Linked DNA regions of Homo sapiens: region 1 is linked to region 2. A link is an interaction called in ENCODE POLR2A ChIA-PET data of the cell type or tissue named here. Cell type or tissue: HepG2. All regions are shown on one strand. Each heading gives the region's core, and the rest is flanking DNA. Links, peaks and the distances in the headings are about the cores only.

Region 1 (4,389 bases), core at 78-4,077, 230 kb before region 2:
GGGTTTCCATCCCCACGTGGTAATTCCTGACATGTCCTGTACTCCCCAGGGCCCCCGCCTGCCCCACATAAGTTTGCAACCCCTGCTTGGAGAAGGAATCCTGTCTTGAGGCCTTGGGGGCCGGCTCTTCATCCTATTCATGGTTGTGTCTGTGGCACATAGCTTGATGCTTGATAGGTCATCAGTGCTCAGGATTAAAAAGAACCGCATGCTGGTGGGCCAGGCCCATGGGCAGTTGCCAGTATGCCTGAGGCTTTGGCTGGGACTTGAGGCCAGCTCCTGCCTTGACAGGAGTCCTCAGGGTCTGCCTCAGGGTGGGAAGGAAGGAGGTAGAAGCAGCTCTTCTCTCCTCCCCAGGACAAAGGCCATGATGGGGTCAAGGAGCTGGACAGCCTAAACAGTGACCGATTGAGAACCGTCCAGCTCAATGTCTGCAGCAGCGAAGAGGTGGAGAAAGTGGTGGAGATTGTCCGCTCGAGCCTGAAGGACCCTGAGAAAGGTAGGGCGCCCCTTCGGACGGCAGGGGTTGTGTATGGGGCCATTCCAAGGGGCACTTGCCGAACACCACCTTCCACTGGCTGGCATCCTGCCACCACACTCCCTTCCTTATTGTTTAGGCTCTTCCTCCTGCACAGTAGGAGGAAGAGGATTACACTAAACATACACGTGCAATAGGGCAATGGAAAAATACAGTCAGGAGGTGATTTCAGAGTTCACGGAGTGCTAGGTGGCTACGCACTGATTCAGGTCAGTTCAGCCAATGCCCATTGATGCCCCCTCTGGCCCAGGAGCTGGGTTGGGTGCCAGGGACACAAAGATGGTCAAGGCACATTCTGTCCCCAGGACCTCATAGTTCAGCCGGAGGACTGAGTTCAAAATCAGGGAGCCGTGCATTGAGAGAGGCAGAGCAGCACAGGAAGGAGGGGTCAGTCCAGCCATGGGGGCGCAGTGGAAATAGGCCAGTTAAGGCAGATTGTGGCAGAGAGCAGATATGGTTGTTCCAAGAGGAGGGGAGAGCAGGAACCACAGCTTCGAGGAGCACGGGGAGGGTAGCGGGGGCTGTTGGTCAAGTGGTGGGATTAGCCGGCACCTCAATATGAGTCATGGGTCAGGTCACGCAGAGGGGGTGGCAGCAAAGGAGGTTGGGGAGGGAGGTCTTGGATCCCAGGCGAGGGAACATGGCTGGTCTCCCAATGGCACTGGGGAGCCACTGAAGGGGTCATCCTGAGGGAATGGCCTGGTCATTGTGAGACTTGTGAATCTCCCTCTGAGGATGGCAGTGGCAATGTGAAGGTGGATTCAAAGCGGGAGTTAAACATGGGTTCTGGACTCCGGAACTAGGGTGGTAGGTGTTGGGAAACAGGAAGGGTCAGGTGCGAGGAGTGTTGAGAAGGCGAAGCTGCCTGGACTTGGTGACTTGGATGTGGGGATGAGGTGAGGCGCGAAGTCTCTGTCCTGGACACCTGGTGCCCCGCACTGCAGGAGCAGGTGGGGAGATAGGGAGACACTGAAGCGCCCACCCTGAGGGAATGTCCAGGCTAGAAGAGCAGGTGCCCACGGCAGGTGACACTGGGAGTCGGGGAGATGCACAGAGGGACCCCTGGGAATGTGAGTGTTCGGGGATCAGAGGAGGGGGAGAGGCAGCTGTCAGAGAGGTTGGATACAGTTCCCCAGAGGCTAAACAACAGAAAGTTTGGAGGAGAGGGCAGTACCAGTAGCCAACAGGGTCAAAAGCTACAGAAAGTTCCAGTAGCATAAGGACTAAAATATCCTTCCAGTTCAGCCAGTGGAGGGCCTTGTGGGAGGAGCTCTGTCTGCAACCTCGGGGTGCCATTCATGTAGAATACAGCAGTGGGGGATGGAGCTCCCTGGAGCCGGGCCGCCCAGCAGCATCTGGAGAAGCGAATCTATGAAGTTTACCTTTGAGCTCCCTGACAGCCCAGGCAGAAAGGGTGTGCGTCATTCAGGCCTCTGCTTTCCCTCAGAATGGGGTGGGGCAGCTCTCAGGAGCAGCTACTTCAGTGGCTGGGGAAGGAGGCGGAAAAGGCAGGAGTGACCAGATCCCATGCGGGGAGCTCTGCTGAGCCTGTATCAGCCAGATGGATGTGCTGTCTGTCACAGCAGCTGCCTCAGAGGCTGCGTGTGTGGCTGTCGGTGATGCCGCTCCTCTGCCTGTCTCTGATGTGCCACCTCATCAGCCCACTGTCGCTCCCATCCTCCCAACAGGCCATTCACAGGCCTCTCTGTTCTCTGTTCTCGCTGAACATCTGTTTAATAATTAACAGGCAGAGCCAGCCCATTAAGAAAAGGCAGGATGGGTCCCGCTGGGGTGATTACCGGCTCAGAACCTGCAGCCTGCTTCGCCCTTCCCTGGCGGTAAATTCTCCTCCCTCCCACCTTCCCTGGGCAGCTGCTATATTTTCCTTCATAAACTACTGGGCAGGAAAACAGCTGCATCGGCACCATAAAGCCACTTGATTATAGCGTGGGTTTTGTGGTGATCTAAAATGCCCGTGGAAAGGCGTCATCACCGGAGACCCAAGCAGAGAACGCACCAGGCCGGCTTGCTCAGGCTGGCGGTCCTCGTCCCCTGCCCCCCTGACTCTGGGGCAGAATCACTTCCATTGTCTGTACTGGACTGGCCAGGCAGCCTAACCTACAAGGCAGGGTGGGCCCCGGCCCACACAGAGGGGAGGCACTCACCCCCTGCCCGGGGATCTGGGCTCCAACCCCAGCACCAGCCTGACGCGCAGACCTTTCCCTGCTGCTTTTCCCACGCCGGGCATTCCGGAGGGCTGGATGAACCTCTCACCATCAACTTCCTTAACCGATACTGCATTTTTTTTTTTTGGAAAAGGATTTGAAGACTTTTAGGTCTGAAGAAAACAGTACATCCGTCAGATATGCAGTGGCGTGTCCCCCATCTCCTGCTCTCGCTTTCTTCCCGTCTCCCTCTCCTCCCTCTCCCTGCTTCCCCTCCACACTCTGCCACTCTGCCATGTCTTGGCCTTGCCTTGGCAATTCCCCCTCAGGCAATGCCGGCTGTGAACTCCAGGGAGCACCCTCCCAGAGCGTTCCGACCCGCAGTGGCCGCCACCGACCCACACCCCATGCAGGACATGTCAGAAGGGTCCTCTTCCCCTTCTCCACCGGGGGGGCACATTTGGTTGGCGAGTTTGACGCCCTGCAGCCTGGCTCTGTGGAACAGTTGCTGCCAAAGCCCGGGGAGCCAGCCACGGGGGCGAGATGAAGGAGATTGTCTGGTGAGAGCCACAGAGCCATCTGCCACCGGCCCCGACCCCCGCAGGACGCTGAGGGACAGGACATCTGGAGCCTGGGACCAGCCCTCCCTGTCCCCACCCCAGGGGACACCGAGCCAGTGGGCCCGAGAGCAGGCCGTGGGCATGGCCTGATCTTGGCACATCACTTACCAGTCAGTCAGTCAACATTAATTAATTAATTAATTAATTTTTTTGAGACAGAGTCTTACTCTGCCGCCCAGGCTGGAGTGCAATGGTGCGATCTCGGCTCACTGAAACCTCCACATCCCGGGTTCAAGTGATTCTCCTGTCTCAGCCTCCCGAGGAGCTGGGATTACAGGCGCCTGCCACCATGCCCAGCTAATTTTTTTTTTTTTTTTAGTAAAGAAGGGGTTTCACAAGGTTGGCCAGGCTGGTCTCAAACTCCTGACCTCAGGTGATCCACCTGCCTTGGACTCCCAAAGTGCTGGGATTATAGGCCTGAGCCACCACGCCTGACCTGGGCTTCACTTATTAGAAATGTGATCTTGGGCTTGCACCTGCCCCCTGTGTGGGTCTCAGCTTGCCCATCTGTGAAGTGGGAGAGTGCTCTGAGCCGTCCAGCACTCATGCCTGGATCAGACCACTACAAGAGCATGGGAAGAATTTCAACACAAGCTGCTCGCAGGCTGACAGGCAGCAGAACATATGTGGAGGAGTAAGGGAGAAGCTTGGAAAAGGCCTGGCCTACCATGCTGTGGGATGGAGACCACAGAGCAGGAAGTGACTGATGGGGGGATCCACCTGAGGAGGGGATGGAGACCATAGAGCAGGAAGTGACTGATGGGGGGTGCCTGAGCGGGGGATGGAGACCATAGAGCAGGAAGTGACTGATTGGGGGGTCGGCCTGAGGGGGGATGGAGACCATAGAGCAGGAAGTGACTGAGGGGGGGATGGAGACCATAGAGCAGGAAGTGACTGATGGGGCGGGGAGGTCAGCCTGAGGGGGGATGGAGACCATAGAGCAGGAAGTGACTGATGAGGGGGGTCGGCCTGAGGAGGGGATGGAGACCATAGAGCAGGAAGTGACTGATGGGGGGGGTCGGCCTGAGGAGGGGATGGAGTCCATAGAGCAGGAAGTGACTGATGG
Region 2 (4,389 bases), core at 162-4,161:
TCCGCTCACTGCAAGCTCCGCCTGCCAGGTTCACGCCATTCTCCTGCCTCAGCCTCCTGAGTAGCTGGGACCAAAGGTGCCCACCACCACGTCCGGCTAATTTTTTATTTTTTGTATTGTATTTTTAGTAAAGACGGGGTTTCACTGTGTAAGCCAGGATGGTCTCGATCTCCTGACCTCGTGATCCACCCACCTCGGCCTCCCAAAATGTTGGGATTACAGGCGTGAGCCACCGCGTCTGGCCTAGAGTTAGCTTCCTAATTACTAAGTTTATATTTGTGAATCTTCTAATTTCATTGGTTGTGAATTTACTTTGACATTTAAATTTACTTATATTTAATGTTCTATAGGATGTGGTACTATATCACATTTTGGTGTAAGACAAGTAATAGATTTTAGGAGTTTTGAAATAGATAACGTTTAATAGAGGTTCTGTGTGTTTCCATGCTATAATTGTTGATACTACGGAATAAATACATTCTCTTGTGTTTCCTGAATAACTTTTAATACTTAGTCTGAAAATGTTTAGTCTGATAAGATTTTCTTTGTATTTTGCAACTCTACCATTGTTTTGAAACAGTGTCATAAATGTACTTTAAGCTTGTAAACTGCCCTAAGCTAAACCAGTTCATTGTGTCCATAGTGTTTGCAGAAAAATCCGACTCAGAAGACAGAGTGCCACTTACTGAAAGGTTTTTTCTCTCAGTAAGTGGCACTCTGTCTTCTGAGTTGGTACCTGTGGACCACTGGATTAAAGGAGAACAGGGGTCTTGGCCACCTGAGCTGTTTGGAGTCATTGAGTGCTTAGATTTTTCACTTCCTTAATTTGGAAATCACTTGTTTAGGCCGCAGTGAGTTATCTAGTTATCTGTTTGGGGTGCCAAGTGTCTTTGGATTTTCAGTCTGCATTGATCATTTATTGATTGATTCTTTGAACTGGTAGTTTATATTGACTTTTCATGCATTTAAAAAAGTTTGAGTCTCTAGGGGTTTGGTGTCCCCCCCTGTAGTTGATACATAGATTAGGTTCCTGTACTTTTGGATTATTCAGAGGGACAAGCATGTACGTACTGTATTATATTTGTTCTAAAATACCAACTGTTAAATATTTCAATATCTGGTATATGTCATTTTTAATTGACAGTGTTTCTGTGTTCTGACACATGAAATAGTGCATTTTATAATTGATACTCGCAATGTAATATAGAAATCATTGGTCTAGTGCTGATAGATACTTGGTAGTATCTTTGAAGGATGGCTTAAAGATTTAAAAATTATTGAAAGCAGAAAAGTTTTTACTAATTTTGAATTTCAGCTGATGTATTGTTTCTTTAGAGCTAAATATTTAAAGTTGTATCTTAACAAAAGTCCATGAACTGCACATTTGTTTAAAATTTACTCCCAAAACATACCTGGTGATTATTTTTGTATAAAGGAAGATAAAGTCTGCTTAATTTCACTCTGTGATTTAGGTGAGAGCAATTTGAAAACTTGCTTTTGTATTCCAGTTTTTTGTGCTTAAGTTTGAAAATTTTTTGAGTAGACGGGATATGGTTTGATTATAATCAGAGCCCAGGTATTCAGGTCCATAGTGGTTTCAGTTCATTCATGATTCTAAGGTGTGTGGGATCTGAGATGACACTGCTAGTCCATAGAGACTTCATACCAGTCTAAACCCCTGCAGTTATTTCTTACGGGATCAGAGAACTCATCTGCTTTCCTTGTGCATGAGAAAAACTGGGGCCCAAGATTAGGCTGGCTTTAGAGACTTGAGTAAGTTGAGTCATGTGATTTGTATATTTTGTCTGCAATAAATAAGCTTATTCTAATGCAGTGTTTTATTTCTGCAGAGATTTCAGAATGAAAGTGGATTATGTAATAATACTGTCCATTTATGAGTTTAGTTACCAGTTCATTTGTTGCCACTCTATTAAAATCTAATAGTTTCACTAGCCCTTATAAAAGGACATTACCCTATCTTTATTTGTAGATACTAGTTTCAAAAGTATGACCCCTTTGCCATCTTCACCATCTTTAAATGTACAGTTCAGGAGTGTGAAATGTATTCATATTGTTGTGAAACAAATCTTCAGAACACTTTCGTCTTGCAAAACTGAAATCCTATACCGAATAAACAACTGCTCCCCTTTCCTCTCACTTCCCAGCCCCTTGTGACCAACGTGCTGCTTTCTGTTTCAGTGAATTTGATCATGTTAGAAACCTCATAGAAGTATTTGTCTTTTTGCGACTGGCTTATTTCACTCAGTGTAGAGTCCGCAAGGTTCATTCATGTTGTAGTTGTTGACAGGATTTTCTTCCTTTTTCAGGCTGAATAATATTCCGTTGTATGTATATACCGCATTTTATCTAGCCATCCATTGATGGACAGTTGGGTTGCTTCCTCCTCCTGGCTGTTGTGAATAATGCTGTTAGGAATGTGAGTGTGCAAATATTTCTTCAAGACCCTGCTTTCAGTTCTTTTGGATATTTACCCAGAAATAGGATTGTGGGATCATACGGCAGTTACATTTTTAATTTTTTGAGGGCCCACCATAATGTTTTCCATAGTGATTGCAGCATTTTACAGTCTCACCAGCAGCACACAGGATTTCCAGTTTCTCCACATCCTTGCCGATACTTAATTTTTTTCCTTTCTTTTTTTGATAATAGCCATCCTAATAAGTGTGAGTATATGACTCCTCTTCAAGTGTATGTAAAACATAATAACCAACATTTATTGAGCACTTTCTATGTGCTAATACAAATATATCATTTAGTCATTGTAATCCTGTGAGGTGTACATTCACCTGTATGAGGTGTTTGTACTGTTTTATAGACTGGAAAACTGAAGCACTGAGAAATGACCAATCTTGCCCTTGGACCCTCAGATGCTAAATTGCGGAGCCAGAAATTGAACTCAACTAATCTGAATCCATAGATACTTCTCACCGTCAACCATTGGGATATTCTTTATCGTTGTTTTTCAGAACTGAGTATTTTAATCTGATAAAGAATACTAAATGACAAGCATGCTTAAGACAGATAGCAATCTTTAGGGTTAGTAATCTTTAAATGATTGTCACTTTGAAGGAAAATATTTATAATGGTGCATTATGTTTATGATGATGGAAATCACACATTTTGAAAACAGTGTTTAGTAATCAGGGTTTGAGATCTTCCAGCTATAGTGGTAAAATGTCAAAATTTCTTAAATTTCTTTTGCATTATATTAGTCCCACTGATGTTACATTTTAGTCTCTTGCTAACTGTGTGTGTGTGTGTGTGTGTGTGTGTGTGTGTGTGTGTGTAACTTTGTAGGCTAGATTTGAGTAAGGAAAACAGGATATGGATCACATCGTTGGCTGAAACTTCCTGAAATGGAGAATTTTAGTAACTTCTCACTTGATGGTTTTGATTCAATTAGATTGAGTTCTTTGCTCATAGTTTGCTTACTACTGCTCTGAAGCAGTGTTTTGATTATGTTGAATCTGGCTGAATTCTCTTTAGAACCTTGGAATCAGAGTTGTAAAGGCATCTAAATATTTCTTCTAAGCCATTTCCTCTCTGCAGGGTCATATTTTTCCTCAGTGCAGAATCCAGACTTGGACCAGATATTACCGTTAGTTGTCACGTCTCTTTACTTAGGGCACATTTCCACAGCTTTTCTTTGTCTTGTGTGAGACTGACTTTTTTTTTTTTTTTTTTTTTTTTACTATTTGGAGACAGGGTCTTGCTCTGCCACCCAGGCTGGAGTGCAGTGGTGGCTTACTGCAACCTCTGCTTCCCAGGCTCAAGCAATCCTCCTGCCTCAGGCTCCTGAGTAGCTGGGACTACAGGTGTGAGCCCCCACGCCTGGCTAACTTTTTCTAGAGACAGGTGTTGCCCAGGCTGGTCTCGAACTCCTGAGCAAAGTTCTGGGATTACAGGTGTGAGCCACTGCGCCCAGCTGAGATTGATGATTTTGAAAAACGCAGTTCCTTCCACTCTTACTTTTTTTTAATATAATTTTCTCATTTTGGGTTTGTCTGATGTTTCCTTGTGATTAGATTCAGGTTTTGTATTCCTGGCTTAGGATTCTGTACATCCAGAGGTACACAGAGTCATCTGCTCTTTGTTGATGATACTGATTTTGATTACCTAGTTGGGTGTTGTCTGAATTCTGTATCCTATAGTCATTGTTTTTTACCCCTTGTGGCTTATAGGCAATATGTGGGGGAGACACTTTAACACCATGTACATATCCTACTCCTTAGCAAAATTTCCACCCATATTTAGCATCCATTGATGATTCTTGAACCGGTTTATAATATGGTTGTTGAAAAGTAAGATTTCTAACAGTAACACTCCTAGGTTTACCAGTTAACACTTTGCATTTTATTCTAAACAAGA

What was found. Peaks named below come from ENCODE experiments on the same cell type or tissue, not always from the same donor. Only the 100,000 strongest peaks of a DNase experiment are listed, where the experiment ranks them.
Region 1: POLR2A ChIA-PET joins it to region 2 with 6 read pairs; 7 of 35 experiments call an interaction of 5 or more read pairs at or near these places.

What each region holds. Positions count from the first base shown.
Region 1 is chr3:197,518,750-197,523,138 of GRCh38, reverse strand. BDH1 (3-hydroxybutyrate dehydrogenase 1) reads left to right here. Exons shown (of 8, transcript NM_203314.3): 6 at 358-499. Among named protein-coding and RNA genes, the nearest start is that of LINC02012, 11 kb to the right of the region's middle. RefSeq lists enhancers at 916-1,621, 1,622-2,327. In HepG2, for the core only: a CTCF peak has its summit at 3,066; a DNase peak (open chromatin) is centred at 2,228; H3K4me3 peaks cover 1,609 bases.
Region 2 is chr3:197,290,220-197,294,608 of GRCh38, reverse strand. The region is part of intron 3 of DLG1 (discs large MAGUK scaffold protein 1); the gene reads left to right. MIR4797 (microRNA 4797) reads left to right here and starts at 661; the gene lies at 661-731. In HepG2, for the core only: no CTCF peak of the experiment used is centred there; a DNase peak (open chromatin) is centred at 2,158; H3K4me3 peaks cover 1,335 bases.